5 separate regions of the Homo sapiens genome follow, and all the other regions are linked to region 4. Evidence: chromatin loops called from intact Hi-C (ENCODE). Cell type or tissue: ascending aorta. All regions are shown on one strand. Each heading gives the region's core, and the rest is flanking DNA. Links, peaks and the distances in the headings are about the cores only. Region 1 overlaps SLIT3 (slit guidance ligand 3). Region 2 holds the start of PANK3 (pantothenate kinase 3). Region 3 holds the start of SLIT3 (slit guidance ligand 3). Region 4 holds the start of SPDL1 (spindle apparatus coiled-coil protein 1). Region 5 overlaps SLIT3 (slit guidance ligand 3).

The links. Peaks named below come from ENCODE experiments on the same cell type or tissue, not always from the same donor. Only the 100,000 strongest peaks of a DNase experiment are listed, where the experiment ranks them.
Region 1: a loop joins it to region 4, with 5 times the contacts of the local background. A loop is called at or near these places in 3 of 110 quality-filtered maps.
Region 2: it touches region 4 in a loop (6-fold over the local background); 21 of 110 quality-filtered maps call a loop at or near these places.
Region 3: a loop joins it to region 4, with 4 times the contacts of the local background. A loop is called at or near these places in 13 of 110 quality-filtered maps.
Region 5: it touches region 4 in a loop (6-fold over the local background); 59 of 110 quality-filtered maps call a loop at or near these places.

What each region holds. Positions count from the first base shown.
Region 1 is chr5:169,158,072-169,164,341 of GRCh38, forward strand. The region is part of intron 4 of SLIT3 (slit guidance ligand 3); the gene reads right to left. Among named protein-coding and RNA genes, the nearest start is that of MIR585, 100 kb to the right of the region's middle. RefSeq lists an enhancer at 5,741-6,270. In ascending aorta, for the core only: a CTCF peak has its summit at 2,405; DNase peaks (open chromatin) are centred at 2,640 and 3,260; H3K4me3 peaks cover 697 bases; H3K27ac peaks cover 3,625 bases.
Region 2 is chr5:168,576,220-168,582,489 of GRCh38, forward strand. PANK3 (pantothenate kinase 3) reads right to left here and starts at 3,149. Exons shown (of 7, transcript NM_024594.4): 1 at 3,037-3,149. The coding sequence starts at 3,064. RefSeq lists enhancers at 2,877-2,946, 3,037-3,580 and a silencer at 3,097-3,426. In ascending aorta, for the core only: no CTCF peak of the experiment used is centred there; a DNase peak (open chromatin) is centred at 3,522; H3K4me3 peaks cover 2,879 bases; H3K27ac peaks cover 1,874 bases.
Region 3 is chr5:169,300,402-169,306,671 of GRCh38, forward strand. It overlaps SLIT3 (slit guidance ligand 3), which reads right to left and starts at 738. Exons shown (of 36, transcript NM_003062.4): 1 at 112-738. The coding sequence starts at 308. In ascending aorta, for the core only: a CTCF peak has its summit at 2,305 (motif pointing left); DNase peaks (open chromatin) are centred at 790, 1,290 and 2,290; H3K4me3 peaks cover 1,835 bases; H3K27ac peaks cover 1,674 bases.
Region 4 is chr5:169,577,629-169,583,832 of GRCh38, forward strand. It overlaps SPDL1 (spindle apparatus coiled-coil protein 1), which reads left to right and starts at 6,145. Exons shown (of 12, transcript NM_017785.5): 1 at 6,145-6,204. It overlaps LOC105377714 (a long non-coding RNA gene), which reads right to left and starts at 6,033. Exons shown (of 3, transcript XR_941200.3): 1 at 5,755-6,033; 2 at 856-1,036. RefSeq lists an enhancer at 5,772-6,204. In ascending aorta, for the core only: a CTCF peak has its summit at 4,184 (motif pointing left); DNase peaks (open chromatin) are centred at 4,183 and 6,103; H3K4me3 peaks cover 807 bases; H3K27ac peaks cover 671 bases.
Region 5 is chr5:168,676,974-168,683,243 of GRCh38, forward strand. The region is part of intron 32 of SLIT3 (slit guidance ligand 3); the gene reads right to left. Among named protein-coding and RNA genes, the nearest start is that of SLIT3-AS2, 27 kb to the right of the region's middle. In ascending aorta, for the core only: a CTCF peak has its summit at 2,661 (motif pointing right); DNase peaks (open chromatin) are centred at 2,688 and 4,918; H3K27ac peaks cover 1,977 bases.

The sequences.
Region 1 (6,270 bases), core at 393-5,392, 420 kb before region 4:
GTTGAGACATTTCTAAATTTGGAAAAAGACAGAAACCTACAGATTAAATAAGGTGAGAAGATCCCAAACTGGATAAATCCAAAGAAATCTATGCCAAGACGCACCATAGAAAAATTTCTGGAAATAACAAAATCTTGAAACCAGCAAGAGAGAAACAATACTTTACTGACTTACCTACAGGGGAAAAAGAATTCAAATGACTGCATATTTCTCATCAGAAACCATGAAGTCCAGAAGGAAGTGACACAATTTTTTTTCAAGGGCTGAAAGAAAAGATCTGTCAACCCAGAATTCTATATCCAGCCAAAAATATCCTTTGGAATGAAGGGAAAATCAAGAAATTCTCAGATGAAAGGAAACTAAGAAAATTTGTCACTAGCAGATGGCCCCTAAAAGATGGCTAAAAAAAAATCCTCTAAACAAAAAGAAAATGACTATTAGAATATTCAGAAAAAGGAAGAACAATGGAAAGAGTAAAAATATGGGAAAATATATTTCCTTCTTAAATTTCCTAAATTATGTTTGGTGATTAAAGCAAAAATTATAACTACTGTCTGGTGTGGTTTTCCAGTTTATGTAGAAATATTTAAGACAATTATATTGTAATAGGGGAGGGCAAAGGAACATAAAGGGAAGTGAGGTTTCTACACTTCAGTTTAACTAGTAAATTGTCAACACCAGTAGAATGTGATAAGTTATGCACATATAATACCTAGAGGCACTACTAAAAATGCTATACAGAAAAAGAATCAAAAACCTATAAATAAATCAAAATGGAATTCTAAAAAATGTTCTTGTAACCCACAAGAAAACAAGGAAACTAAAAACAGAACAAACAGAAAACAAAAAATAAAATGGCAGACTTGGCACACCAATAATTACATTAAATGTAAATGGTCTAAATATGCCAATTAAAAAACAGAGACTGAGGCCGGGCATGGTGGCTCATGCCTGTAATCCCAGTGCTTTGGGAGGCTGAGGCGGGCAGATCACCTGAGGTCTAAATATACCAATTAAAAAACAGAGACTGAGGCTGGGCATGGTGGCTCATGCCTGTAATCCCAGCGTTTTGGGAGGCCGAGGTGGGCAGATCACCTGAGGTCAAGAGTTCGAGACCAGCCTGACCAACATGGAGAAACCCTGTCTCTACTAATAATACAAAAATTAGCCATGGAGAAACCCTGTCTCTACTAATAATACAAAAATTAGCCATGCATGGTGGCACATGCCTGTAATCCCAAATACACAGGAGGCTGAGGCAAGAGAATGGCTTGAACCCGGGAGGTAGAGATTGCAGTGAGCTGAGATCGTGCCATTGCACTCCAGCTTGGGCAACAAGAGCGAAACTCCATCTCAAAAAAACAAAACAACAACAGCAGCAAAAAACAGAGACTGGTAGATTTTTTTAAAAAGCATGACCCAGGCCAGGCGCGGTAGCTCACGCCTGTAATCCCAGCACTTTGGGAGGCTGAGGTGGGCGGATCACAAGGTCAGCACATCGAGACCACCCTGGCTAACATGGTGAAACCCCGTCTCTACTAAAAATACACAAAAATTAGTTGGGCGTGGTGGCAGGCACCTGTAGGCCCAGCTACTCGGGAGGCTGAGGCAGAAGAATGGCGTGAACCTGGGAGGCAGAGCTTGCAGTGAGCCCAGATTGCACCACTGCACTCCAGCCTGGGTGACAGAGCAAGACTCCGTCTCTTAAACAAACAAACAAAAAAAAGCATGACCCAACTATACGCTAACGTGATATAAGCAAAAGTGCTACATGGCTACTTCCCTTAAAATGCAACCAGCACATGCCCTTTCCCATTTTTTGTTTTTCCTTCATTCTGCCTCTTAGAAAATGTATATAATGGCTGCCACTCCAACTTAGACTACTGGGATAAGGCCACAACATAGGGATAATAGAACAAAGCCAAATCAACCTGGGTCTCTGAGCACTTGGTAGAGCAGAACTACCATACCAACTATAGATTTCCTAATTGTAGATTCATAAAGAAAAACAAATCTCTACCTTGTTTAAGCCATTACTAAGGGGTTTTATGTTCCTTTAGTTGAACTTAATCCTCACTGATCCCAAAGAGTTGTACTTACTGAAGGCTATTACATGTCTATCACTGTGCCATGCCATTCAGAGAGATTATTTTAATGGTCTGAGGAGGAAGACACTACTATTATCTTCCTTTTATAATGAGAAAATTACTGCTCAGAGAAGTTAAGTGACTTGCCTAAGGGCACACATCTCACCTGCCCAGTGTGAACCTCACTTGTCTAACTTTAAGGCCTAGGCTATTAACCTTTATTTACAGTGTAAATGAAATCCAGTGAAATACCTAAGAAAAAAGAGACGTGTCCATTCCTCTTAGCCTGGGTGAAAGGCTTCCTTTCACAGTCACAGGGGGCGATGATGAGTTCAGAAAAACCTTTAATTCATCAAGCATTTCTAAAGAGTTAGCCAAGATTCTTTTTGAATTTATCATCCGTTTGGACATAATTAAGCAATTAATCAATCAGTCCCCTCATTCACTCAACAAACATTTATAAAGGCCTCATGGTGCCAGGACTTGAGATAAGCTGGAGGAATGAATCAAGTGATACAACCCTATCCCTCCCAGCATCCCCAGCGTGGGCTGGGCACTGAGCTCGTTTACTTTCAAAGCTGATTTTTTTCCACATTTCATTGCTCAGCTCCAAGCCAAAGATGTCAAACAGGCCAACCACGTGAAGCCCATTCTCCCAGAAGCCCCATTGTTCCATCCACCTACACTTTGAGGGATCCAGGTCAGCATTTCCCTTTTAGCTCTCTAACATGGCAATGGGAGACTTTGATGTCTCACCTTGCAGAGAAAAGAAAAAAGGGCAGAAAGCCTTCAGAGATGGTGGCCAAAAAAGCTTTGAGATCATGCGAATCCCCAGCGGCATGGCTTGGTCTTTCCTCTATGTTGTTCCTTGGAATGAAAAGCGGATTTTTCTAGCTTCTCTCTCACTCCTACATACGTCCCCACCCAGCTCTCAGCTCCTGGCAGTGCCAGCACTCACATCTAGGGATAACAGTTAAAATCGCCTCCTCCTCCTCTGACAATGAAATATGGCATACCATTTGGCATCCCAGCGGTGCCCCAGTCTCCTGACCCCTGGCAGGGTCCCAGGGGATTTGTGGTCGGCCGCTAATTCAGAGCCCTGGCCATAGCCATTTCCCATGACATAGCTGGAATTCTCCCACTGCCTGCCCTCTCAGCTTCAGTTACTCTGCCATGCTGAAACTATTTGCTCCCCTCCCACCCTGTCCATCACTGCCCCTTCCTTGGGCCGAGCCTCTGTACCCGCCCACTGGCTAGACTCCTGAGGCCCTCCATGGGGGAGCTGCAAATCTCTCTTCACTTTTATTACTGACCCGCATCCTGCCGCCTCCACTCCTTCAGCCTGAAGGCCTCTTTAAAGCACCGTCCTCTTGAGCAATGATAAACCTCGGTGCCAGAGATGTTTAAAGAGAAACAGTCACTCCCGGCTGACCATACTGATATCAGAAGGGAGGCCAACCATGTGGTTTCAAAGCTGTGGTCATAAAACAGTCTTTTTTTTTTTTTTTTCATGTATGGTTAATCTGCCTATGAACTAGAAAAATAATCTCTGCCCTTTTGTAGGGCCCATTCTTAGTGTAACCTGGGAATGGGGAAGAGACAGGCCAGGTACTGTCCACTGTGGTAGCTGAGGGTGGGGCCTCAGGAGCCAGGCTGTCTGGATTATAGCCCAGCTCTGCACACTTACTAGCTGGGTGACCCTGGGCAAGTCATAGACCATCTCTGGGCTTCAGTATCCTTCTCTGTACAAGGAAGAAAACAGAGGGACTACTACCTAGCCTTGTTATGAGAATTAAGTTCATGTTTGTAAAGGGTGCCAACACGTGTTTAGCACATATAAAGTGCTGTATCTGTATTTGCTAAAGAAATACTATGTATATATGGGATATTCAGTTAATTTTCACAACAACTTGTTGATGTTATTATGCTTTCATTACAGAGGGTGCTACTGGATCCTTGAGAGTTCTAGAAACTTGCCCGTGGTTAGTAAGCCACAGAGATGGGATTCGAATTTGGGTTGTACTTCCCAGTATGACAGTCATCCTCAAAGTGGGGTCCAAGACCAGCTGGGATCTTGGTAGATGTGCAAATTATCCAGCCCCATGCAGAACCACTGGCTCAGAAACTGGTGGGTAGGTTCAGCGATTTGTTTTAACAAGTCCTCCAGGAGACTGGGATGCACAGAGTTTGAGATGTGCTGTGTATCGCCATGTTGCCCTTACAGCAGGAGAAGAAGTTCCTTTCCTTCCTGTCTCCAGGTTATCAGCACAAAGTGAACATGAGCTGCTCAGACCTCTCAAGCAACACACAGTCATGCAGGTCTTTGGAGTGAAAAGTGCTGTGCCAGATGCCATGGGGACACAAAGAAATGTGAGCTTCCTGCCCTGCAAAGCATATTCCCTAATTATCAAAACCAGACAAGCATGTGCGCAAAGTTATCCAACAGCACTGACCACACCATGAGTCAAAGCATCCGTGTTCAGAGGTTTGGGGTCAAACAGAGCTCACACCATTCCTGACCCCGATTGTTATGAGTGGGACTTTAATGAAGTCACTTAATCTCACTGGGCCTGGCTCCCCTTACCTTTTCAGGCTGCTGTAAGGATAAAATGAAGTTAGGGCAATGACCTTGTATGATGCCTGGCACATGGTAGGAGGCTTAGTTGCTAAATGGCCAGGGTCATCATTAAGATCTGTCAGCCAGGTGATACAGGATTCACTGCCAAATCATAATAGGAAGGTAAGGTAGGAGTAGGGAGATAGCTCTAAGGGAGAAAGACCTGCAGAGAATGGGGAACTTGAACCTGATTCCAACACAGAGTAAATATCTCAATAACAGACAGGAGGGAGAAGAAAATGGCTCTGATGATCATTAAAAAAGGGGCTGGGCACGGTGGCTCACGCTTGTAATCCCAGCACTTTGGGAGGTCGAGGTGGGTGGATCATGAGGTCAGGTGTTCGAGACCAGCCCGGCCAACATAGTGAAACCCCGCCTCTACTAAAAATACAAAAATTAGCTGGGCATGGTGGTGTGTGCCTGTAATCCCAGCTACTCAGGAGGCTGAGGCAGGAGAATCGCTTGAACCTGGGAGGCGGAGGTTGCAGTGAGCCAAGATTGTGCCATTGCATTCCAGCCCAGGCCACCGTGCGAGGAAAAAAAAGGAAATGAAAAGGTGTGCCAGGCTGATAGTCAAATTCATCTGATTTACATGACTTTCACTTTGAACGTGCAGACTCCAATGCATGAAGCCCAGGTTGAACTGGGAAATCCAAGTTGCACTTAAGATACATGAGTACCTTAATCCCGACACAGGCTTTCTGAGCCAGGCTCTGTTTAATCAATGGGTGTTTGGAATGAGGGCTGTGGACATCATAGCGGCTCCCTTTTCCCTAGTGTCTCTCTAGAGGAACAACCAAAATGCAACTTATATGTGTGAAAAAAATGACTGAAAAATGTTTAATTTCTGATTCTCCCTGATTTCTCCTTGAGGCTGGCAACCTCACCAAAGCGATTAGACAGATAGCATGAGCTATCAGCCCAGATAAAATCTGGATATTTTATCATTGCAGAGAGCATATCGGGAAATACTAAGGAAGTTCAGGAACTATCTAGTGTCATTCTACTGGACAACGGAAGGAAGGGTGACGTGACCACTCCTGCGCTCTTCCAATCTTACCACTTTCAGGCTAGTTTTTCTATAAAACTCACCAAGGCAAATTCCTCAAACTTTTGCCCCATTCGTTCCTTTGGGCCTGGGCAGAGGTGATGCTTGCGGGCCCCCAGTGAGAATGTCCATGGGGCAGAGGGCAGAGTGCAAAGGGGAGACCATGAAAGACAGGCAGTGGGCCCATCTCCCAGTGAGCTATGACAGACTCCAACCCCACACTCACCCCAGTGATTTATGTTCTGGAAGGATGTTCGCAAATCAACATGTTTTGTCTGCTCCTTTTCAAAGTCAGGGGAAAGCAACCCAAGACATCTAAACATAACCACACATTCGAAAGTCTGGTCAATTGTTTTAGAATTTCCATTGCAGGGCCTCTAAGTACCATCCTCGGACTCCCCATCAAGACCAGTAAATACAAGCCAATGGGAGGGAAAATGGGATCTTAAATATTTCCGGCTAATTCAATTCCCTCGGAGAAAGCTTTCCTTCCCAAGGTCCCATTCTAGCACAACGGG
Region 2 (6,270 bases), core at 568-5,567, 1.0 Mb before region 4:
CACAGACACAAACTACAAATATATGCTATACCATTTTCTCTGGTCTTAACAAAAATTTCAAGTACCTTACTACTTGGGTTAATAAAGCACAAACTCAAAACCTACATCACACCACACTTAAATACATGTATCACCTTTTACTATCACCTTGTTAATCCAGTTACATGCTATACAGGTAACCCAAACACAATCTTAAAAATCTGTACCCTAAGAAATCATGGCAGGCAGGGAAGAGAGTAACACAGGATTGACTTTCTCCTTCCTTCCCCTGGCGTTGAATTAACACATAATTTCAAATGCTAATCTTCCAGTTACACAATTTAGAGGATGAAACTAATTCCTTTTTAAATCTTCTGGTTAATATATGCATTCGGGTTTATAACCTGTTAAGATATTGGTAATGTATTTAGAAGAAATATTTTCTAACACTTAGGTAAATAATGTGAAGCCAAGGTCACTTGTTTAGCCAATATAATATACAGCTTCTTCTAGTATGCAGTTAAATGATGCAATGCACATAAAGAAAATGCCATACACACACTATGTGATCAATAAATGTTTTAATTATGCCAAAAAAAACCCCATACAGGTATTCAAAAACAAAACAAATATATCTTTTGTTAACCTGAGTGATTTAAAGTTAAAATAATATTAATATTATTATTATTATTATTATTTGAGACGGAGTGTTGCTCTGTTGCCCAGGCTGGAGTGCAGTGGCGTGATCTCGGCTCCCTGTAACCTCCGCCTCCTGGGTTCCAGCAATTCTCCTGCCTCAAGCCTCCCGAACAGCTTGGACTACAGGCGCGTGCCACCATGCTCGGCTAATTTTCCTATTTTTAGTAGAGATGGGGTTTCACCATGTTGGTCAGGCTGGTCTCGAACTCCTGACCTCGTGATCTGCCCCACTCAGCCTCCCAAAGTGCTGGGATTACAGGTGTAAACCACCGTGTCCAGCCTTATTTTTTATTATCTGGGACAGTTCATGGTTGAAATACCTTCTTTCCCACACACAAAACGTCATGTTCCTTACTTTTACTACAAACAACAGACAGTAAAGTTACCTTTTACATATAAAAATGTTAGGCTTCTACACCATAGTAACTGACCAGATTTTCAGCATGATTCAATTTTAAGATTAATGGTCTCACAACATACCACAATGTTGTAATAATCAACTTATTTGGGGAAAAACAGGGGGTATTCTCTAATTTCTCAACCTAATGTGTATTTTTAAGTCTTTGGCTGGGACTACAGGCGTGTGCCACCATGCCCGGCTAATCTTTTTATTTATTTATTTGTAGAGATGAGGTCTCACTATGGTGCCCAGGTTGGTCTCGAACTCCTGGCCTCCAGCGATTCTCCCGCCTCGGCCTCTCAAAGTGCTGGGATTTCAGGTGTGACCCACCGTGCCTAGCCCTATTTTATAAACTTCTCATAATAATCTTTATAATCTCTCCTAAAACACCTTTGAAGGAGGTAGTACTCATACCTGATTATTAGTTTGTTCAAATCTAAGTAATCAAATCACTATCATGACAAAAGAAAATAATCACCACCACAAGAGTCAGAATTTGAGTTGGTCATACACTGTTCACCAAATGGAAATTCTAAGAGAAGCAGAGAAAACGTATGCGTGAGGGAAAATGTCCAAGTGTTCTAATTACTGCACCTGTTCAAGATGCATTAGTTTAATTCAGCAAATGAAAATTTAAAGTCTCTCTATATTACTTTTCATTTAAGCCTTCACATCACTATTTTATAGATTTCTTGAACAACTATGACAGGATCTATTCAGTTATAAATAATTTTTTAAAAATTTTAATTAACAGATGAAACTACCAGATAAAGTACTTAGACAATGCTCTATGGGTGCAAGAGAAAGAACACTGTATTATGAGTCAGTCCCCTTAGAGTTATGAACCACATAGCACATGGTTGGTACATGCTTGGAAAAGTTACTCTGGGGCTAAGTTCAATTTCCTCACCTGTGAAGTTAAGACCAAATTACCTTACAGTTATATAGGAATTTGTAGTTTTCACAGGGTTTTGGCTTGTTGCCTCTCAGGTGAGTTTTACAGGAACCCCGATAGGCGGGCAGGGAAGGTGTCAGCGCCCTGTTTTATAGTTGTGGATTTCTTAACAGTTAAAGAGATCACATGAAACACTGTAAAAACAGCAAAAGTATCAATACGACTCTAAGATGAGCATGAATCCCCACGTTCCTAGTCCTTCTGGGAGGCTATACTTAAAAAGAGTGACAATCACAATGGCTGGGTGATTAAATAAGTCAATTACTGGAATAAAAGGTTTTTAAAAGACTAAACATAAAAGGAAGCAAATGAAAGTCGACCTTTCTAAAAGCATAGTCAGAATTTAAGTACATGCATAGAAAAATATCTACGGGTATTCACCATAATATTAATAGCGGTTCGCTCCGGGTGCGGGGAATACGGGTGACTTTATCTTTCTTGTTTATCTGCGTTTTCTAAAACAAACATGAACTAGTTGATATTCTAAACAAAAACAAGCCAAAGCAATTACACACTGGCAGACTGCATGCACGTACGTTTGAAAGCTCCAACTGTAACAACAGTGACAACTCCCAGGAACCCACCGGCATTTCAAGGACACAAGCAGGAAGCCCGGAAATCCCTAAAAACAGGTGCTAAAAGCCGCCAGCGCAACCTGACAGCCGCGACCGCCTCTTTTCAACCTGAATTCAGGGGGAGCTGGGAGAGGAGACTAGTCTGGTTTGACAAAAATCAGAATCAGAAATTCCCTCTGGCACCTCCCAGATCTCGAAGAGAAAGTGGGAGGAAAGGCTAGGGGGCGGCAGGCATTCACCATGCATGAATAGGGGGATGGGGAGGACGGAAGCCTCGAACTCGTGGCTCAAATGGTCCCTCCGCCCCCATACCGGACGAAGCGCCGGCGAGGAGCGACGGGCTTGGAAGCCGACCGCCCAGCCAAGGGGCTTTCAGACGGGGCCCAAGGGTGCCCTCCCAACCTGGCGGGCCCCAGCCCCCGTCTTACAGGGTTTCTTGGCATCTTTGATCTTCATGGCGTCGGCCCGAGGGGCGATGGACGGCCTCCGATCCGGGGCACTGAGAGCAGAGGCGGCGACTCCGGAGGTGGCTGGGCCGCGCGGCGAGGCCCGGCCGGTTCCTCCCCTCAGGCCGGGCGGGGCCGGCCTAGGGCGGGGCGGCGGCGCCTGAGGAGATGCCCGGCCCAGGGGGCGGCCCCCCACCCCCGCGAGGGGTGGCCGGGACCGAGCAAGCTGGGGAAGGCCGCCGGCCTCGCCGCTCCGGGGCCCCCCCGCAGCCGCTCCAAACAAAAGGCCCCGGTCCCCGGAGCCGCCGCCACCGCCGCCGCCGCCGCACTGAGAAATAGCCCGCCCAGGCCGAACGCCCACGTGACGCGAGCCCCCCCTCGCTCCGCTTCCGCCCGGCTGCTGGGGATTGTAGTTCTCCGGTTCGTGAGGCCCCGCTCTCTGGCTGTAGTTGTGCAGGTGGACTACAAAGCCCGAGATGCATCGCGGCCCCTCCTCCGAGGCCCCTCAGCTTCCGCAGATCGCCTCAGAGTGGTCCCAGCGAGAAGAGGGCTGGGTCTTAGTCACGCCAGCGAGGAGGCGACCAATGGTGACTGAGATGGGCGTGCTGGGGAAGTCGGGCTCAGACCTCAGCAGGTCGCGGAGAGAAGGGGGAATGAACTCTTCGAGAGGACTGTCATGGCTGTTCGGCCATTCTCAGATTTCCCCTTGAGACAGGAAAGCTGGTCGTCAGGCCATGGAAAGCGCTACAATCAGGGCTCTAGAGCTGTGCTTAAGATAGACCCTTGAGTACATTGGCGGATTAAAATTATTCACAAAGGAATCCTTTTGCTTAATAGAGACACCTTGAATGTTAGGGTCGGAATGATGACAATAGCAGGAATAGAGGTAACATCTATGGAACGCGTTATGTTCATGGGACTCTGCTAAGCACTTTGTGTGATTTACTTAAATTCAGGGGCCTTGTGGACCACGTGCAATTATTCATTTTATTGTCACTCATTTTGAAGATGGGGCACGGTCTGAGGAGTTAAATTGCTTGCTGAGCATTCTTTTTGCCACCGATCCATATTCCCCTGGGGCCCTCCAGCCCAGCTCTCTCCTTCTAAAGGGAAAACTGACTCCCAGAGAAGAAAATTTAGTTGCTCCAGTTCTCACAGTAAAGCCAGGACACCCTTTCCCCTTGCCTCCTAGAGTCTTAGTCCTCCAGCTGGAATGGGAGAAGATGGCATTGGGTATCTTCTCTTGGCCTTCACTTTTGTTGCCCAGTTAGATGGCCAGGAATTCTGTAGTTTTTACAATAGATGGATAGAGGGTTGGCAGTAGAGGATTGGGCATTCCAGTCAAAGAAACCCGCTTACCAAAGAGCCTTACTGCCCCTTCTTGCAGATGATAAGCCAAGGGATGTGAAGAAGGACAGGAGAGGACACAAGCTACCATTTATTGAGTACATACCAAGGGCTGACACTTTGCAAAGTGCCTTACTTTTAAAATTTAAATTTAATCCTCCCAACTACTTTTTGAAATACAATGATTAAAAACTAAAAAAACTTGCTGGGCGCAGTGGTGTGTGTCTGCAGTCCCGGCTATTTGGGAGACTAAGGTGGGAGGCCCAGGAATTTGAGGCTGTATGTGATAGAGTTTGTGAATAGCAACTGTGTCAGAGGCATTTACCAGAGCGACTCCATCTTGAATAGGGATTGGATGAAATAAGGCGGAGATCTACTGGGCTGCATTCCCAGGAGTTTAAGGCATTCTTAGTTGCAGGGTGAGATAGGAGGTTGGCACAAGATACAGGTCACAAAGACCTTGCTGATAAAACAGCATGCAGTAAAGAAGCTGGCCAAATCCCACCAAAATCAAGATAGCAATGAAAGGAACCTCTGGTCGTCTTCACTGCTCATTATATGCTGATTATAATGCATTAGCATGCTAAAAGACACTCCCACCAGTGCCATGACAGTTTACAAAAGCCATGGCAACATCAGGAAGTTATCCTATATGGTCTGTAAAGGGGAGGAACCCTCAGTTCTGGGAATTGTCCGCCCCTTTCCTGGAAAACTCGTGAATAATCCACCCCTTGTTTAGCATATCATCAAGAAGTAATAATAAGTATAAGCAGCTGAGCAGCCCATGCTGCTGCTCTGCCTATGGAGTAGCCATTCTTTTATTCCTTTACTTTCTTAATAAACTTGCTTTCATTTTACATTCTGGATTCTCCCCAGATTCTTTCTTGGAAGAGATCCAAGACCCTTCTCTTGGGATCTGGATCGGGATCCCTTTCTGGTAACAACTGTACTCCAGGCTAGGTGACATAGTGAGACCCATCTCCAAAATAAAATAAAAATGTTAAAAGTTAAAGAAGAATTCACACAAATTCAAATATTGGTTCTATCACTTGTTAACAAACATGGGCAAATTACTTCATCTCTCTAATTCTTTAAAAAAAAAATTTTTTTTAAGATGCGGTCCCACTGTGTTTCCCAGGTTGGAGTGCAGTGGCATGAGCAAAGCTCACCGTAACCTCAAAGAGCAATCTGTGGGTGGGGCGGTGGCTACACTGTAGTCTCAGCCTCCTGAGTAGCTGGGACTGTAGGCATGTGTTACCATGTCCAGCTAAGTTTTTTATTTTCTGTAGAGATGGGGTCTCACTTTGCTGCCCAGGTTGGTCTTGACCTGCTGGCTGGCTTCAAGCAATCCTCTGCCTCAGCCTCCCAAAGTTTTGGGATTACAGGCATGAGCCACTGTACCTGGCCGTCTCTCTGATTCTTGTTGGAAATAATAATGCCTACATTTCACGGGTTTGAGATGGGGATTAAGTGAAAAATGCGAATAAGGTAACATGGCGGTCTGAATGTTTGTATTCGAACATGGTCTGAATTCAGTATTGAGAGGTGGGGCTTTTAAGAGGTGAATGGATCGTGAGGACTCTCCCCTCATGAGTGTATTAATTCATTCATGGATTGATGGTTTAAGGAGTTAATGGATTTATTAAAAGAGGCTTTATTAAAAGAGTAATAGTAAATCAAACGTAAAATCTAGAATCAAAATCTGGTCTGATTGGTGCCATGTGGTTCCTTATCTTTTACCTTTATTAAAAGAGGCGGAGGCCAGGTGCAGTGGCTCATACCTGTAATCCTAGCACCATAAGAGTCAAAGACAGGTGGATTGCTTGAGCCCAGGAGTTTGAGACCAGCCTGGGCAACATGGTGAGACCA
Region 3 (6,270 bases), core at 419-5,418, 280 kb before region 4:
AATAGAGACTGCATCCAGGGAGGCCGAGGGGAAAGGACGGATCTGGCGCCTGGGGCCCCCTCGGTGGGACCCAGGTGGGTGGCCCGCGTGGGGTGGGGCAGGGGTACTCACAGGCGCTCAGCGTTGCGGGGGATGCCCCGAGGAACCGCGCGGAGGCCCAGCCCGTGGCAGTCCACGCTGGCAGCGGAGCAGGTACACTTGGTGGGGCAGGCGACGGCTGGAGGCCCACTCAGGACGCTCGCCAGCGCCAAGGCCAGCGCCAGGCGGGCGCGCACGGCGGCGCCGACCCCTGCCCACCCGGGGGCCATGGTGTGCAGGGCCCCGCTCCTGGAGGAGGCTGCCTCTGCGGGGCAAGACGCGTGGAGCCCGAGGAGGCGCGCGGGGAGCGCGGGCGGCCTGGGGAGCGGGCGGCGGAGTTAGCGCGGAGGAGGGGCGAGCTCGGTGCTCAGGCGCACGGGGCGCGGGCGGAGCGGGGCGCTCCGGGCGGCGGCGGCGGCAGCAACAGCAGCTCCATCGGCGGGGCCGGCGCTGCCCCGCTGCGCATCGCTGGGAGTGCCCAGGTGCGGAGCGCCCCCTGGCCCCGCTGGCCCGCGGGCCGGGTTGGGGACCTGGGGCGAGCGCAATGGGGCGTGGCGCCCGGGGAGGTCCGGCTTGGGGCTGGGCTGGGGAGCGCGGCGGCTGCGGCTGGGGCACGGGGCGGCCGGGTGAGCTGGCCGGCGCTCGCTCTCTCCATTCAGTGAGCACGGCAGACACCGGAGACGCGGGGCCCACCCCTCCGGCCCCCCCCCGACCAAGAAACGCCAACTCCGCCTCCCATTGGCTGCGCCGCGCGTCATGTCGACTAAGTTGGGAACTTTGCTGGAGCGACCGAGAGCCTGGAGGGAGGAGGCAGTAGAGGAGGGAGAGAGAAGGAACCAGGGAAGGAAAGGGGCTCGGCCAGCAGGGCCCCTGGAAAGAAACACTGAAACTCATTCACTGTTAAGATCCAAGGACGGATAAGGCTCCTGACACTTTTTTTTTTTTAATTTTTGCACTGAGCTGAGCACTCTACTCATATTCTTTACTTAAGTCCACGATCTTCCAAGGGGTCGTCTGAAAACAGCTCAGAGAAGTGAAGCGACTTGCTGGAGGTCGCACAGCTGCTAGGGACGCCAAACCATGGCAGTGTCGCCCACGAAGCCGCTTCCCTACCGCACCTAGTACTCATGGCAGAGATCCACAATTTTGCCTGAAGAGCCTTGGTTGACACCAATGTACTCCACAGCTACACACACACACACACCGTGGTCCATGTTGTTGAGGTCACTGCTGGCAAACCTTACCCGGAAACTTGCCCTGCTTTGCCCAGACCCAGCGCTTGGTGGACTGGTAAAAGTAGTGATGGCAGCGACTTGGACCCCTGGATTGACAATGCCTTGTTCCATCCTCGGGTTTCTGCTTCCTGACTGGGTGACTCTGGGCCAATCGTGTCATCTCTGAGCCTTCGTTTTCTCAAATCCGGGGCCACAGTCCTACCTGGCCTCACCTCCCTGGGTTGTTTGGAGCATCACAGAAGAGAACGTGTTTTTGCAAAAGTCATTCGCAGACGAGGCATCCCTTCTGTCCCCAGCGCCTTCTTTCTTCCAGCGCCCGCTTTAAATTGGCTAGGTCTGAGCTTTTCCAGATGCCAGTGGGGAGGGGCGTGTGCGTTAGAGGCTCCATAAATACTTGTAGGAATGATTTTGTTTGTTTGTTTGAAAGGAAAGGGCAGGAACTGGAGGAAGTATTGCCCAGATTTCCTTGAGGTCCCCTCACACTGAGAAGGCCTGAATGAGCCCTGCATATATATACACACACACTGGTGCCTACGTATTCACAGCCACGCACACACTCTCACATACTCAGGCTCACACACACCCATTTATACACCGGCAATCACACACACGTGTACATGCATGCTCGCACACACACTCACATAGTGACAACTATACTCCTGAGAGCGCTTCTCTTTTCTTTCATAAGAATACTATTCTGATTTCTTCTACCTCATTTTCCTTCAAGGAAACTTTCAACTACTTGACCACATCCTGTGAATATATAGTAGAGTTGTAGATTTTATTGTATTATACTTAGCAGATTTTCAAAGTCTTAGCTTTGGGCACCCACTTGCGCGCGCGTACACACAAACACACACATACGCACACTCACTCAAACACACACACTCGAGTCCCTTCATCATTCATAAACACATTAGGTGCAATTTACTGCTGTTATTCTTGGGAACGGCTTTCTGTACAGATGCTGTTGTTATCGCCCCCTGGTGGCTGGCGAGGGTCTATGCTCCGGTCTTCAGGGTGACTTCGGTATTTAAGAACTCTAAACATCCTTTTATCCCTTTGCTCTGAAGCTTTCCTCCAAACCTTGAACCAATTTAGTACCAGGACTGAGGCAGATGAGAGAACCGGGCAAGGGCCCAAGGGCACAAAGCGTCTCAGACTGTCTGGAGCAGAAAACAGTACGGTTTTCTTTGTTTTCCCAAATGCATGCTAGAGCATGTTTTGCAATCCCTTCGGGCTGGTCCTGGATCTGTGCTCTGAGCGCAGTGGGGGACTGCGTTTTCCATTTAAGCTGCTCAGGGGGGTTTCATGAGCCAGACTGTATCTTTAAGGGACTTTATAGGCATTCAAGTGTGACTTTTCCTGGGAGAAGCCCCTTAGAACAGATGGTGAGGATTTCCTTCAGAGTCAATCATCCCCAAGGAGGAGGCAAGTGGGAAATACAGGAGGGGCCCAGAACACCAGGATACACAGAATCATGGAGTGTTTGGGCTGGTACAGCCTTAGAAATCACCTAATCCAACATTTCTACAAGTGCCTTCTGATGACTACTGATTCCACATGTTTCATCATGGAGGAGAAAAAAGTCTCCTTGGGCAAAGACAGATTGAGAAATGCTACTCACCTTCACCCCTCTTGGAGAATTGCATCACAGATGAGTGTTTTTAAGTTCCTGAGAAGTCCTGCAGTAAGGAAACCTGTTTAAGGCTTATTTAACCCAGTTTCTCAGTATAGAGGACCACTTTTCATGTAAACTGCAAATTCTCTTGGAACATACTTTGAGAACCCAAATATAGTTCAACTCTTGTATTTTACGAACAAGGAAGCTGAGTTTCAGAGAAAGGCGGGCATTTATGTAGGGTCACCTAGCTAATTAGTGAAATAACCAGAGCCAGGACTCCGGGCTTCCAATGCTGAACATGTGGCTCTGTCCACTTCCTCAGCTGATTCTGGGGCATCTGCAGAAGGCGGTAGCCACCCCATGGAGCAATTACCCTCCTTGGAGAAGACTGGGTAAATCACTAGGAGGTCAGGCTATTGTTTAGAACTTTCTATGTCCAAGGGCCAGAGGTGGCTTTACACTCTGTGGTGTCATTTTTAGAGTTGCGTAAAAGTCCCTGGACACTTTTGAATTTTCCCCTTTACTTTTCCATAGGCTTTTCAAAAGCAAACTACTCGCCCATTCCTGCAGGAAACCCCATCTCAAACTTTCTCCTCAACCTGTGTTTCTCAAAAGCAAACTACTCACCCATTCCTGCAAGAAACCCCATCTCAAACTTTCTCGTCAACCTGTGTATATTTCCCTGTGTGAGATACTACCCTTCATGTGGCCACCACAGTCAGCGGAGGTTTTCTGTTTCCAACCAGCCAGACTAACCATTTGTGCTCATCGTTCTCCAATGAATTCTCCAGATCTACTCTCTGCCCACTGTCGGAGGCAGTTCTGTTCCTCAGAACAAACAAAAAACTTTACCTTATTGAATTTCCCCAAAAAATGACTTTTAAAGAAAGCCATGGATAGCACACAGAATCTACAGAAAAAAATGAAGATGGAGGCTTCAACAAAGACAAGACCCAAGGCAGGATCTAGGTGCCAAGCTCAAGATTTCCAAATTCCCAGGAGGGAGCAATTGATGGTCCTGACTTGAGTCACGTGATCACCCTTTTGGCCAGAGAAGACAAGAACTATGGGTGACAGTTTTATGGAGACTGCACTCAGTTGGGCAGGTAGGAGTCCTTCTCTCAAAGGAAAACCCAGAAGCTATTAGCTGAAAAGTGGGTGGGAGTATTGAGAAGTCAAAACAGCTCAAAGAATTTTCCCTCTCTCACACACCACAGCCATTTAATTCTTCAGTTCTGTTCATTCTTCCCCATGACCATCTCTTCAATGTATCCCCTCTTCATCTCTGGTTCTCCTGCTATTGTTCAGATCCTAGTTTCATGCATAGGTATTGCTCATTGGCCCCCACATAATTTCTCTAACTTTATTTCTTAGTTTTTTGCTTCACCAATCCGTCCTTTGCCCTGATGATCCAAGGATCTTAAATACAGACCTGACAATGCAATTTTGAACTCTGGAGTTGTTTTCTGCTTCTTCCACCTCATCTGCCACCACTCCTCCACATCCACTCAATACCCGTCCCAGAACATCCTTTCCTGCTCTCCTGTCTGTCTACCCCAGAGTCCATGTAGCAGCCGAATCCTCCAGTTTAGAAGCGGAATCCTCTGGACTTGTTGGTCCAGACTATTAGGTTCTTGAAGATAGTGACCCTGTGTAATCCAATTTTTTCAAACTTGTATTATAAAAAGTTTCAGGCATATAGAGATGTCTAATCAAGTTTTGTAATCTTGATATCTAGAGGTGCAAATCTTGATATCTTGATGATGAATAAATGAATACATGAATGAATGAATAAACAAATGAATGATCTTCTCAATCAGCCAGCTTATTTGACATTCTCCTATTGTATTTTTATTCAGTTTAATCAGTGTTAGTCAATCTTTTGGGGGAGGGTGTGGTTACATTCTTCTAGAATGCTCTTGCAAATGATACACATTCGCCACCCCCAATTCTGATATATTTGCTTCACCCCATCAGGACTAACAATTTCTGCTCATTATTCTCCAGTGGACTCTTCAGATCCACTCTCTGCCAACTGTCAGAGGCAGTACTGTTCCCCAGGAAACTAACCTTTATAGACTGCATCACCTGAACTCCCTTGGATCCAGCCATATGGGGAACTAGCTCAGAGAGCTAGAGGAGAGAGGCCAAGGCTTCCTCCACAGGACTGCAGTTTGTCAGTGGCTGCCTTTCCCTATTGAAGGTCATAGTTCGTGTTCAGCAGCTGTCTTCTACAGCTATGGGTCTCCTTGGAAACCACTGCCGTCTCACTATGCCTTTAGAGGACAGGAGTGGAAATAGCTTTCCACTGCTGCTAAACTTTGGGCAGTCCCCATCCCTGGTTGATTTCTTTTCTTTTCTTTTTTGTTTTTTTTTTTTTGAGATGGAGTCTCGCTTTGTCGCCCAGGCTAGAGTGCAGTGGTGCAATCTCGGCTCAATGCAGCCTCTGCCTCCCAGGTTCAAGCAATTCTCTGCCTCTGCCTCCCAAGTTGCTGGGATTACAGGCACCAGCCACCACGCCTGGCTAATTTTTGTATTTTTAGTAGAGATGAGGTTTTGCCATCTTGGCCAGGCTGGTCTTGAACTCCTGACCTCGTGATCCACCCACCTGAGCCTCCCAAAGTGTTGCAATTACAGGTGTGAGCCACAGCTCCCGGCCCCCTCTTTGATTTCTTAACCCTGCCTCACCTTTCCATATAGTCCCTTTACCAAACTTTCTTCAGGTACTCCTTTGAATTATCCATTTCCTACCAGGGACCCTGAAACTGACACACTACCTCACTGAGCTGCTGAGGCAGATCTTTGAGGAGTAGGTGAACAGGAAGCAGGGAGAGAGAAAATGAAACCCCCAATTTGAGATTAAGACTATGATCCCTATTCTATTTTCCTGGGAGAGAGAATAGCTCATGTATGTGAATTTTAGGTCATTTCTGGAGAAATGGCCTAAAAGGGTTAAGAAAGTAGCCTAAAAAGGATAAGGAAAAGATACCATCTGTTGGACCTAGAAGGACATTGTTTTCTTTTATTCTTTTTCTTTTTTTTTTTTTGAGACAGAGTCTTGCTCTGTCACCCAGACTGGAGTCTAATAGCGCAATCTCGGCTCACGGCAACATCTGCTTCCAGGGTTCAAGTGATTCTCCTGCCTCAGCCTCCTGAATAGCTGGGATTACAGGCATGCACCACCATGCCCGGCTAATTTGCTTTTGTATTTTTAGTAGAGATGGGGTTTTGCCATGTTGGTCAGGGTGGTCTCGAACTCCTGACCTCAGGTGATCAGCCCGCCTCAGCCTCCCAAAGTGCTGGGATTACAGGTGTGAGCCACAGGCCCCGGCC
Region 4 (6,204 bases), core at 1,205-6,204:
GGAGAAGCACAGGGTGTTAGGAATTGTATATAAGGGACGTGCCCTAGACTAGGGACTCAGAAAAAGAGTCCTGGAGGGAGTGACATTTAAGCTAAGACAGCACTCTTAATAATAACAGCTCCCATTTACTGACATTATGCTAAAGGTGCTTTAAAAGTGTTAGTGATGATCTATTGAATTAGATACTTTGATTTTGCCACTTTGTGCATGGGGAAACTGAGACTCAAAAAGAGCAAGTGGCTTGTCAAAGGTAGACACATCTAGGAAGTAACACAGCCTGCAGTTAAACCCAGATGCTGACTCCAGAACATGTATTGTATGCTTAACTATTAGTTATAGTACCTCTCCAGAGAACAGGATGAGACGAGTGAATTAAATAAAGGGAGGAAAAGAGTGTTCCAGATGAGAAATAACTATAATCTCAAATGACTAAGAGCACAGATTATAACAAATATGTGCACTTGGCAAATCTAACTGAAACTAGCAAAGAAACATTTCCCAACAGAATCTAATTTCTGTTACAGAAAGAGGCTTCCTTCAAACAAAATATTTGCAAAGATTGTCACCTAGTGGCAACAGGCAGGAGGTGGGTTTTGGGCTGGTATTTCTGAAGAGGTATATCCAGTTGCTTACCTGGGGATGCTGATCATCAATTTCCATGTCTACTGTGTGCACTGGGCAATCCCAAATGGATTTTCTCTTTATAACAAAATTTCTGGGGAAAAAAAATCTTTACATCCATTATCTCCATTTTCTTACCTTTTGTTCTTTTGTTTGTTTTTCCCACTTTAACCAGGATTTGGTCCCAACCAATACTATGAAGTGGCTCTTGTTAGGTTTACCAGTGATTCCTACCTTGCAAAATTCGGTAGTCAATATTTAGTCCTCACTTCTGGTGAAATTTGACAGAGTTGCTTGCTCTCATTGATTTGAGTCTTTATGTCTTGGGATGCCACACTCTCCTTGCCCTCTTCTTCTCAGTTTCTTTTGCAGACTACAATTTCTGCCTGAGCTAAGCCAGACTCAAAGGGTTGATCTAGAAATAAAATACATTAACCTAAACATTATGATATCAGCAACCATTTCTTTCAACTGAATTGAGATACAAACAGAAAAGTATGGTGTCACAGTTTCAAGCCCTCAGAGACAGAAAATGACCCCAAGTTTTATCCTATCCCTCTGTGACTTGGGCCAAATAAATTTGGGCCAACAAAATGGTGAGCAATGTAAATCATGGCTAATGAATATGTTTTATTGGACAGTGAAGTTTTGGGTTGCTTTACTGGATAAAGAGCCTCCAAGTAGTGGAGGGACTGTCAAAAAATATAAGGGATATGTAATGAGTGCTAGAAAGGAGGAATCCATAACAACTACAGTCTTTTAAATGGTTGCAAAAGTTAGGACTCTCGTTTTTAATATCATGTATATCTTAAACTAACCAGAGTGAGTACACTTCTTAGCAAGTAAAAACTATAACTGATAGAAACATGCAGTCTTAATTCTAACTGGCTTAGGTGCTAAAATCACCTGAAGAAGTTAGTTAGAGGTGTGGCGGTAATCTGAAGTGGAACAAAGGAAGGGATTCCACATAAGCTGTTTGAATCTTTATTTTCCTCCACAAACGATTAAGCCCTTTTATTTAGTATAAGTTTTCTTTTCATTCAACTGAGACATTTTTCTCAAAGAAGCCAGATCCAGTCTCTGGAAATTAGCAACTTTCCATTTTAGCCTAAGTGTAGAATGGGAACTTGACAGGTTAAACATCACATGTTAGTCTACTCAAGATCAGACACAAGTATTGCTATGTGTATTGGTTAAAACCCTTTACATTGCTGGCTGGCCACGGTGGCTCACGCCTGTAATTCCAGCACTTTGGGAGGCCAAGGCAGGCAGATCACTTGAGGTCAGGAGTTCGAGACCAGCCTAGCCAAAATGGCAAAACCCCATCTCTACTAAAAATACAAAAATTAGCCAGGCGTGGTGGGGGACACTTGTAATCCCAGCTACTTGGGAGGCTGAGGCAGGAGAATCGTTTGAACCCGGGAGGCAGAGGTTGTAGTGAGCCGAAATCGCACTACTGCATTCTAGCTTGGGTGACAGAGTAAGACACCATCTCAAAACAAACAAACAACAACAAAAAACCTTTATGTTGCAAACAACAGAAAACAGAAAACTCAAAGTGAAGCTGTGTGGTTTGAGCAAAAACTGAACAGTCCAGGGACAGCTCTAGCTTCATGAGAGGCTTGATGCAGGGCTCAAATGGCATGACCAGAACTCTTTGCTCCCTCTCTTCCAAGCAGATTTGTCTTTCATGAACCCAAGTTGTCAGCTGGAAGCTCTGGGTTATAAAGTTTAAGTACAGAGGGTGTATTAATCTGCTCAGGCAACTGTAACAAAATACCACAGATTGGGTGGCTTAAATAACAGACATTTTCTCACAGTTCTGGAGGCTGGGAGTCCAAGACTAAGGTTGGTTTCTGGTGAAGTCTCTCTCCCTGGGTTGCAGACAGCCTCCTTCTCGCTGTGCGCACTTGGGAGTAGTGGGGAAAAGAGAGGGAGAGATAAAGAGGAAGGGGATCTATCTCTGATGTCTCTTCCTCTTCTTATAAGGACAGTAGCCCTATCAATTAAGGCCTCACCCTTGTGACCTCATTTAACCTAAAGGGCCCTGTCTCCAAATACAGTCACATTGGGAATTAGGGTTTCAACATATGAATATGGGGTGGGGGGCAATGGAGGTGAGGACACAATTCAGACTATAACAGAGGCAGTTAACAAAATCCATTTTTCCAGCTGTCCCAGTGAAAAATCTCTTTGGCTTAGATTCCATCACATGCACATCTTTGAATCAATTACTGTAACCAGGGTGACGGGATATCCTAGAGATGAAAGGTAGCATCAGTTTTAAAGAATTCATATGGCTGAAAATTGAGAAAATAGAAATTATACAAAAGAATAATCAGAATTCTCTTGGTGGGAATAGGAGGAAGGAATTCATGCTAGGATGTTAGCTGTTAAATGTCTACTATATTGGGATGGTGCACTCTTTCTCTGAGAGAAGATTCCCCCTATTTAAAGAAAAAATAGTATAGCTATTAGGCTCATTCAGAGTTCAAGCTGATGCTATACATTGTTGATACAGGAGAGATCGCAGACTGGGTTTCATTATCATTATTACTATTAAACAGTCAAACCCACCTGCCTGGTACAATGATTCATTCTGATATCTAATTATCACAGTGGAAGTTGTGACAATTCAATTTCCTGATCTCTTCTCATATGGCTCCTGTTTTTCTTGTTGGATCCTTATTCTCCTCCTGTGCCATGGATTAGGACAATCCCAAAAGTCCTGCACACACCCCTCCGTTCTCTCTCAAAGCTTTTTTTCTTCATCTCGGCCATCCCCCAAGTTTCAGTGACCACAACCTTGAGTGTAACTTTCGTAACTTCATATTCCAGCCCATCCTATAAATCACAGCACTCTACAGCTTAATCTCATTCTTATTTGCAGACTCTGTGTCTCAGAGTCCTGAGCTTGTTTTTGCTTGATCCCAGCGATGACTAGCTTGCAGCTCTACTTAATAACATGAAGGAACAAGAAAGTCTAAGTCATCCTCTAAGTAAGGATTTACTGTTTATTGTTTGGTAAATGTCTCTTCCACTAAACTCTAAGTTCGTTTAATACAGAGACTATTCATTTGTAATGCCCAAAACAAATGATCATTCAATAAGTTCCTGTCAAAATATATGCAGCTTTCAATATAACGTAACAGTCTAATCCTCTCGTTTCGTCTAGAACAGTCACAATGAAGAAATGATGACAAGTTCACTACAGGAGTCTATCCCAGTTCTGAACAGCTATAATATTAGGAATTGTAACTGAGGGCCACAGAGTTGGGAGGTGGGTGTTGTTTCCCAGAATCTGAACTCCCATCCTATGCTTGGTGAATCCACTACTGTGTGAGGAGGCCAAGTCCCATCTCTCCTTACGTAAATGGAAAATAACAGATACAAGGTTGCTGTTTTTTGCTTTTTCCTGACCTTTGGTATTTAGGCCATGGTATGCGGACCTTGCCTGAGTACGGAGATCTGCATCTGGTATTGTGAATCAGAAGTTCCATTAAGTTATCTTAAAAGTAGAACCCATCTAGAATTCATTTCACTTGTGACATCTAGCGTCCAGTGGTGGTATTGGCAGTCCTGTATTCAGGCCATCCCTAAAGAATGACCTTTATTATGACATGGGGTAACCTCTAAGACTTTCCTAATGCTGTCCCCTCCCCTAGAATGCACCCCTCCTTAGCTCTGCCATCCTTCAAGGCCCTGCTTGAAGTGTCACATGCACTGGGAAGTTTTAAAGGAACATTTAGACAAAATATACCTCTCCCTTCACACAACTCCTTTAGTGTGGGGCACATACCACTTGCATAGCATTTACAGCCCTGTAAGTTCTATTTGTTTTTTAAAATCTCCTACTATATTGCGAGCATCTTCTAGGCAATAGTCGAGTTTACCACATCTCTGAATTCCTCCACTATGCCTAACACATTGCAGTCACTCAATTAATAGTTTAAAATACATATTTTTAAAATAGAATAGGAAGAAACATTAATAACATAGGGTATACCTTCTCTTGTAACAAAGGAGAAAAAATAAGTTCAGATCGATTTTAGATTACCTAATTGCAGCCAGTCATGATTGGCCTAAGCTAGAACAATCTTTTCCTGGCCCCTGAGTTAAGGAATCTTTGTTCAGTGATAGGGAAAATGGTATTTGTTTCATTTCTCCAAGAACATAGGTGTGATTACAAATGAATGAGCATCTGGTTCATTGGAGTCCCAGATAAATCTGTGAGACAACACTGTGAGCAATTTGTTGCCAATCTTAAAGCTCAGATCAACCCTTTGAGTCTGGCTTAGCTCAGGCAGAAATTGTAGTCTGCAAAAGAAACTGAGAAGAAGAGGGCAAGGAGAGTGTGGCATCCCAAGACATAAAGACTCAAATCAATGAGAGCAAGCAACTCTGTCAAATTTCACCAGAAGTGAGGACTAAATATTGACTACCGAATTTTGCAAGGTAGGAATCACTGGTAAACCTAACAAGAGCCACTTCATAGTATTGGTTGGGACCAAATCCTGGTTAAAGTGGGAAAAACAAACAAAAGAACAAAAGGTAAGAAAATGGAGATAATGGATGTAAAGATTTTTTTTCCCCAGAAATTTTGTTATAAAGAGAAGAAAACAAATGGGGTGGTTGCCGATTGGTGTCAAGGAGGATTTTTTAAAAAATGAAATCATGAAATGATTTTATGGCAATCACTGCAGCATGTTTATGAACTGATAGGGAAGATCCAATAGAGAAGAAAAAACTGAAGATGCAAAAAAGAGCAGTTAGAGCCAAGTTCTCAAATAGGCAAGAAAAGATGGGCTCGAAAGAACGACATGATTCATGTAACAGTTACTAGGACTCATCAGTGCTCATTAAATGTTATCTATTATTATTTCTGATCGCTTCAATTTTTGAATAGGCATCAGGGTTACAAAATATTATTATTAAAAACACATGCAAACAGCTTGGACTCTAAGACTGCATTCAATTCTAGTTCTACCACTTGGACAAGGCACTTTTTTTCTTCGGGCTTTTTCTCTGTAGAAAACGAGGAGTAATATCTGCCTCATAAGGCTGCGGGCTTAACTGAGATAATCTGTAAACTTTAACACATGGTGGGAACTTAAATATTAACGCCAGTATTACCACTGGTAGGGTGCATGAGATCGCACGATGGTGCCAAAGGTGTCTCTCCACCGCCCAGCCCAGCGACACTGTTCCCCTAGAAGGCATTGTCGTAAAAACAAAAAAAAAAAAAAAACGAACAAACAAAACACCAAAACACGGAAACTAAAAGCAAATACTTAAAAGACATGCAGGAAACCAGCCCAAGGAAAAATTTATGTGGAGCCACGTCTGCGCCTGCGCCTGCGCCAAGCCCACGGCGCGCCACTTGCACATGCGCAGTAGCTGTAGGAGGGGGTGGGCGCTCCATTGGGCGTTTCTCTTGGTTTTTCCTTTCCGCGCGGCTTGGGCGGACGTCTCGTGAGACGTGGGACTTCTCGCGGGAACTGCATTCAAATATCCCAGGCGCTTACTCGAGAGCTAGCTGAGCGAATGGGCCGGCGACTGTGGAGTTAGCGTCCTCAATGTGGA
Region 5 (6,270 bases), core at 387-5,386, 900 kb before region 4:
GTCTGGCAGAAGCCACAGATCAGAGAGGGCTGTGTGGTCACTGGCTCTTGCCCTAGACAAAGTGCTGGGTTCTGCAGTGCCCCAGTGCTGGGCTTCCTGGAGGGCCTCATCTGATGCCCACATGGGAGAATCCTAGGTAGGCTCGAGGTATAGCCTTCAGCCAGGTCATGCTTTGAGGAGAGAGATCTGGGATCACACTGGGCCTGCCAGCTGAGGGACCCTGGGCAAGTCATATCACTTCTGTAAGCCCCTGTTTCTGCTTCTATTCAATGAGTTTTATACTCATCTTACAACATTGGTTTTTTGGTTGTTTTTAGTAAGAGACAGGGGTCTTGCTCTGTTGCCCAGGATGGAATGTAGTGGTGCAATCATCGCTCACTGCAGCCTTGAACTCCTGGGCTCAAGCCATCCTCCCACCTTGGCCTCCCAAAGTGCTGGGGTTACAGGTCACTGCACCCGGCCTACACTGTTTTTTGTTTTGTTTTTGTTTTTTGAGATGGAGTCTCGCTCTGTTGCCCAGGCTGGAATACATTGGCGTGATCTCAGCTCACTGCAACCTCCACCTCCCTGGTTCAAGCAATTTTCCTGCCTCAGCTTCCCAAGTAGCTGGGATTACAGGCACCCACCACCATCCCCGGCTAATTTTTATATTTTTAGTAGAGATGGGGTTTTGCCATGTTGGCCAGGCTGTTCTTGAACTCCTGACCTCAAGTGATCCTCCTCCCTTGACCTCCCAAAGTGTTGGGATTATAGGCGTGAGCCAGCGTGCCTGGCCCTACACTGGTTTTAATGGGCAATACGTGGCCTGTGACACCTAGCAAGTGCTCAGTGAAAGGTGGAAATGATGACTCCTTGACCTTACTCTGGGCTTGCTGGAGCTGGGTGTGGCAGCAACTGGGGTGGGGGAGTAGGTTAGTGGGCCCTGGAAGAACCTGCCTATGGATTTGGCAAACTTACAGCCACCCAGGGCTTTGAGTGGCTTTGAGCCACTCAGGGCTCTGTATACTCCCACTGGCTCATTCCCATTTCTGAGGAGGGGACTCTTGTGAGTCCCATTTTAGGGAAGGAAGCTAAGTAACCCGATAGGGGCCACACTGCTAAGAAGTGCTGGAACTCAGGTTCAAAGTCAGGATTGCTTCCAAATCCAAACCTCCCATAATGTTATCTATGCCGGTAGGTGCTCATGGGTTAACAGGTCGCCTCTTCCTGGCAACTTTTAACCAGATCTCCTGGATATAATGGCTGAAGCCAGTGTTTTTCAAACTGTGGATCCCTGGAGGTTCAGGGTAGGCAGTGCTAAAGGCTCTGGCTTTTTACCAGCATCCCTAAGTCAGGATGCCTCCATTTCTACTTGCCTTAAAAAATAAAAAAATAAAATCATGGCCGGGCACGGTGGCTCACACCTGTAATCCTAGCACTTTGGGATTACATCCTTGAATTCTCCCTGACAAATCCCTGTTGGGAATTTGGGAGGCCGAGGCGGGCGGATCACAAGGTCAGGAGTTCGAGACCAGCCTGGCCAACATAGTGAAACCCCATCTCTACTAAAAATACAAAAAATTAGCCGGGCGTGGTGGCGGGTGCCTGTAGTCTCAGCTACTCGGGAGGCTGAGGCAGGAGAATCACCTGAACCCAGGAGGTGGAGGTTGCAGTGAGCCAAGATCGCGCTACTGCACTCCAGCCCGGGTGACAGAGTGAGACTCTGTCTCAAAAAAACAAACAAACAAACAAAAATCATTATTAAATCTTAGCCTTTGAAACAAAATAATGGGAAAATGGCTCTACTGTGACAAAAGTAGAGGAAAAAAAAGGAAAAAATAGTAACAACCTAAGGTTCACACTAAAAGAAATGATGATATAGTGGTCCCAAGCCCCAATGATTAGTCTCCTGGAGAGATATTTAAGGATTTCAGGGGAGAGAAGGGGGCTCTGAGGGTCTTCCTCATTATCTACTGGGCCAGACTGAACTGGTGCCAAGTGGGAGGTGGAGAGCTCTGGAGTTGTCAGGGTGGGGCTGGACGCATCCTGCCTGGAACTGGCATAACCACAGGCATTGGCCAGAGTGGCCCATGGCCTTTTTGCCTTTGCATTTATTTATTTTTTGAGATCGGGTCTTGCTCTCTCACCCAGGCTGCAGTGCGGTGGTGCAATCACAGCTCACTGCAGCCTTGACCTCCAGGGTTCAAGTGATCCTCCTGCCTCAGCCTCTCAAGTAGCTAGGACCATACATGTGCACTACTATGCTTGGGTAATTTTTTATTTTTTGCATAGATGGAGTCTGAATATGTTGCCCAGGATACTCTCAAACTCCTGGGCTCAGGCGATCCTCCTGCCTTGGCTTCCAAGAATGCTGGAGTTACAGGCGTGAGCCACCATGCCTGGCTTTCTTTTGCTTTTAATAATAATGGTGGATACGTGTTAATCCCTTAGTAGAGGCCAGGCATTGTGCTACCCTATGCTAAGCAGTTAACTTGCATTCTCTTATTTAATCCTAACAACCCCCAGGAAGGAGGCACACTTTTTCCTCCATTTTTCAAATAAAAGACTTAAGGGTCAGAGACTTTAGGTGTTCAGCCTGAAGTCTTAAGGGACTTGAGGGAGGAAGGGTTTGTTATTCCTCTAGGTGCTGGTTGCTCTAACCTGAATGCTGAGTCGTGACCACTAGGTGGCGATAGAGCCTCGCAGTAACAAAAAGTTCCTGGGATTTCGGGTAGGCAGCAAGCGGAGACCTCAGGCCCCACTGCAGCAACCCCCTACTCCTGTAGCACAGCCCACACTCTCTCGGCTCTGTCTTTCATGTCCCGGAGCCAGCACGGTGGGAGAGCTGGTTTGGGTGGAAAACTGACCCGGATTTAAATCCTAGCTCTGCCACTTACTGGGCTTCTAATATGAGGCTTCTCATCCCTAAAACAGGAGTGAGGATCCAATGAGACAAAGACCTTGGCAGTGGACAGGATTGTAGAAATCAAGACTCAGAGAGCATGCACTGCATTGCATTCAAAGAGCACACCCACGCGGTGTTTTAAAATGGCCAACACTCAAAAACTTAGATATCTCACATAGAAACCCCGGTGGTCCCGCTTCTCTTGATAATCTATATTCCCACATGGCAGTGTCTGCTGGAGCTGAGGTCAGCCACTCCTTTGGATGGGGCTCCACCCTTTAGGCTACTGTAGCCCCCACCACTCCCTATGGGGACTCCAGCCCATTTTCCCCATGTCTGTTACCTATGTGGCCATTTGGCCTTGCTGGCATGTGAGTCTGGCCTTCTCACAAGTCTCAGTGCCAAGGAACAGTGAAGTCTGTCCCCATTCTGGGGCAAGGAGGGGCTCAGGTGGGCTTCTCTGTGTATTTGCCCTGGGGCCTGGAATAGAATCTTCATGTGCCCTCATCACCATTTGTGATTATGGCTGTGCAGATGAACAACATCAGGCATGGACAGAATGGAGACCATGGAATCTAGCCTGCAGGTCCCTGCTGGGAACCCAGGCTGACATCCTCACTCTGAAGCTGGTCAGTGGGCCTTAGTGAGCCAAAAGCTGGTGGCTGCCAACTCCCCCAGTTAGAATAGCTTTGGCTGGGCTCCCTGACTCTGGCCCTGAGGCCAAGGTGGCCTTCCTGGGTGGCTAGAGGTTATTGTACTGATGCTGAGGAGGAGATCTCATTTTTTGTGGTTGGACTGGCCTCCTGGCCCCCTCGGCTGCTGGTCAGCTCAGGCTGTGCCCTCCATTAACCCCAGCCCTCCCACATGGCTTCCATGCAGGCTGATGGGGCCTCCTCCTCCCCAGGGCTTCCTCGCTGCTCAGCCTGAGAAAATGATTCTGAGGCACAGGTCATGTCTCAGCTCAAACACCACCTCCTCCTCCAAGGTCCTCCAAGCAAAAATATTTGCTCCTGGTGGGCACAGTGGCTCACACCTGTAATCCCAGCACTTTGCGAGGCCAAGGTGGGCAGACTGCTTCAGCCCAGGAGTTCAAGACCAGCCTGAGCAACATGATGAAACCCTGTCTCTTCCAGAAAAAAACAAAAATTAGACGTTGTGATGCACACCTGCAGTCCCAGCTACTCAGGAGGCTGAGGTAGGAGGATCACTTGAGGCTGGGAGGTGGAGGTTGCAGGGAGCTGTGATCATGCCACAGCACTCCAACCTGGGTGACACAGTGAGACACTGTCTCCAAGAAAACCCAAAAAACAAAAAAACTTTGCTTCATCATTGGTGTTCCTGTAGCATGACACCAGTGTCTCCAGTGAGAATGATTTGATTTTGCTGTGGAACCACTGCTTGTTGATATGTGTGTCTTCCTCCCTGGACTGTGTTTGTTTAGCTCTGTGGCCCCTGCACCTAGCCCAGGGTCTGGCCCAAACATGGGGCCTGGTAGATGTGGAATGAGTGAGAGTGTACTAATGGCAACAGAAACAGGGCTGCCTCAGGGAAAAGTGTTTGGAAGCAAAATCATTTTAATCTGGAATTGCTAGAGCCTTGGGCCCCTGAGGATTGGAAACTGAATGAAGGGTACTAAAGATCTGTTACAGGCTCAGCATGAAGATCTAGGCCAGGAGTGCCAGGGCATCCTTAGCTTGGTTTCCCTGTGGCTAAGACAGAGCCTGGTGTCTCTCCAGGGCCACCTACCTGCTCAAACTCAGGGCTCCCTGACAGCAGCTTCTGGACAGCAATTCTCTGACTTTCCATTTCATAACTCAGCACAGTGCTGCGACACTCCTACCACCCACACCAGCCTTCTACCAAATCACCAGCCCTGACAGCTAACGTCAGCAGAGGGCAAAGGCTGGGCTCTGTTTGGGAAGGCCCCCAGCTCAGGGCAGGGCTCAGCTGCTTCTGGAAGCCTGGCTTTCACCTTCTGTCCTTGACATGTCTGCGTAAAGGCTTAATCTGCCAAGCACTTCCTCCAGTGTTATTTCAACCCTCAGTGACTGCCCTAAGAGGTACATCCTGCTATTGCTCACATTACATGGGAAGGGGGAGGGGGAAAAACTGAGGCACAAAGAGGCTGAATCACTTGTTCACATCTGGATTTATGTGATAGCAAATGCTTCACAGGCTGCCCTGGCCCTGCCTCCTTGGCTCTCTGTCCTCTCCACTTGGCCAGGACCTGTGGCTCCAGGGACACAGATGTTAGGCGGCCCAGGCTCTAGGGAGACCACCAGGGTGAGCTCTTTCTTCTGGTGTCCACTGTGCCCAACTGTCCTAACCTGCCTGGTCTTTATCCACCTTCCACTGGGAGCCTCTTGCTCTGGTCAACACCCTTTTCTTTGCTCCTCATCTGTCTTTGCTGACCTCCCAGCATGCCTTGCCCACCTGTTCTCTCTGCTCTCACAAGTTCTTCCCTTTCTTCAAGGCCCAACTCAGACTGCTCTTTCTGCAGGAAGTTTTCCTTTGGAAACTGGTGTTTCCTAGACTTGTGCATTAGAATTACCTGGAAGGATCTCTGAAGCACAGGTGTGTTGGGGCCAACCCCTAGGGTTTTGGATTCAGTAGTTCTGGGGTAGAGTCTGAAAATGTGTATTTCTATCATGTCTGTAGGTGATGCTGGTGCTGCTGCCTTGGGGACCACGCTTTGAGAACCACTGGTTTTAACCAATGGCTTTCAAATTGGGTTTGTTGGATGATTTATCAGGGGCCTTGACAACAGTGTGTGTGGAGGGGGGATCTTTGCTTCAACACTGCAGGGCGGTTTTGCTTCTAAGTATTTACAATTCTTAAGTTTAATATAAGATTTTAATGGAAGAAAAGATTTAGTTAGCAGGGGGAAGAAAGTCTGAAAGTTGCAGCTCTTCACCAATCCCTATGAAATGTGCTCTTGCCTCTGAGGGGACAGTGTGGCCTCTCTTTTGTACTGTGGTTTCCCTAAGGTTTGGCTCTCCTTCTACTGGTAGTTTGACATGATTTTAGGTGTAACACAGACATTTTTAACTTTTAGTAGTCATTTTTATTACTATTATAAAAATATTTATAACTAAATTTTTATTTTAATATTTAGCATTTATTTTACTGAGAAGCTGAAAAAAATCTAACATATCCAACTAACATATCTGTGATTCCCCAGATGTTCATTCCTTAAGGAGCAGCTATATGCAAAAAGTGAGCGGTTGGCTGGGTGCTGTGGCTCACACCTGTAATCCCAGCACTTTGGGAGGCTGAGGTGGGTGGAACACCTGAGGTCAGGAGTTCGAGAGCAGCCTGGCCAACATGGTGAAATCCCATCTCTACTAAAAATACAAAAATTAGCCAGGCATGGTGGCATGAACCTG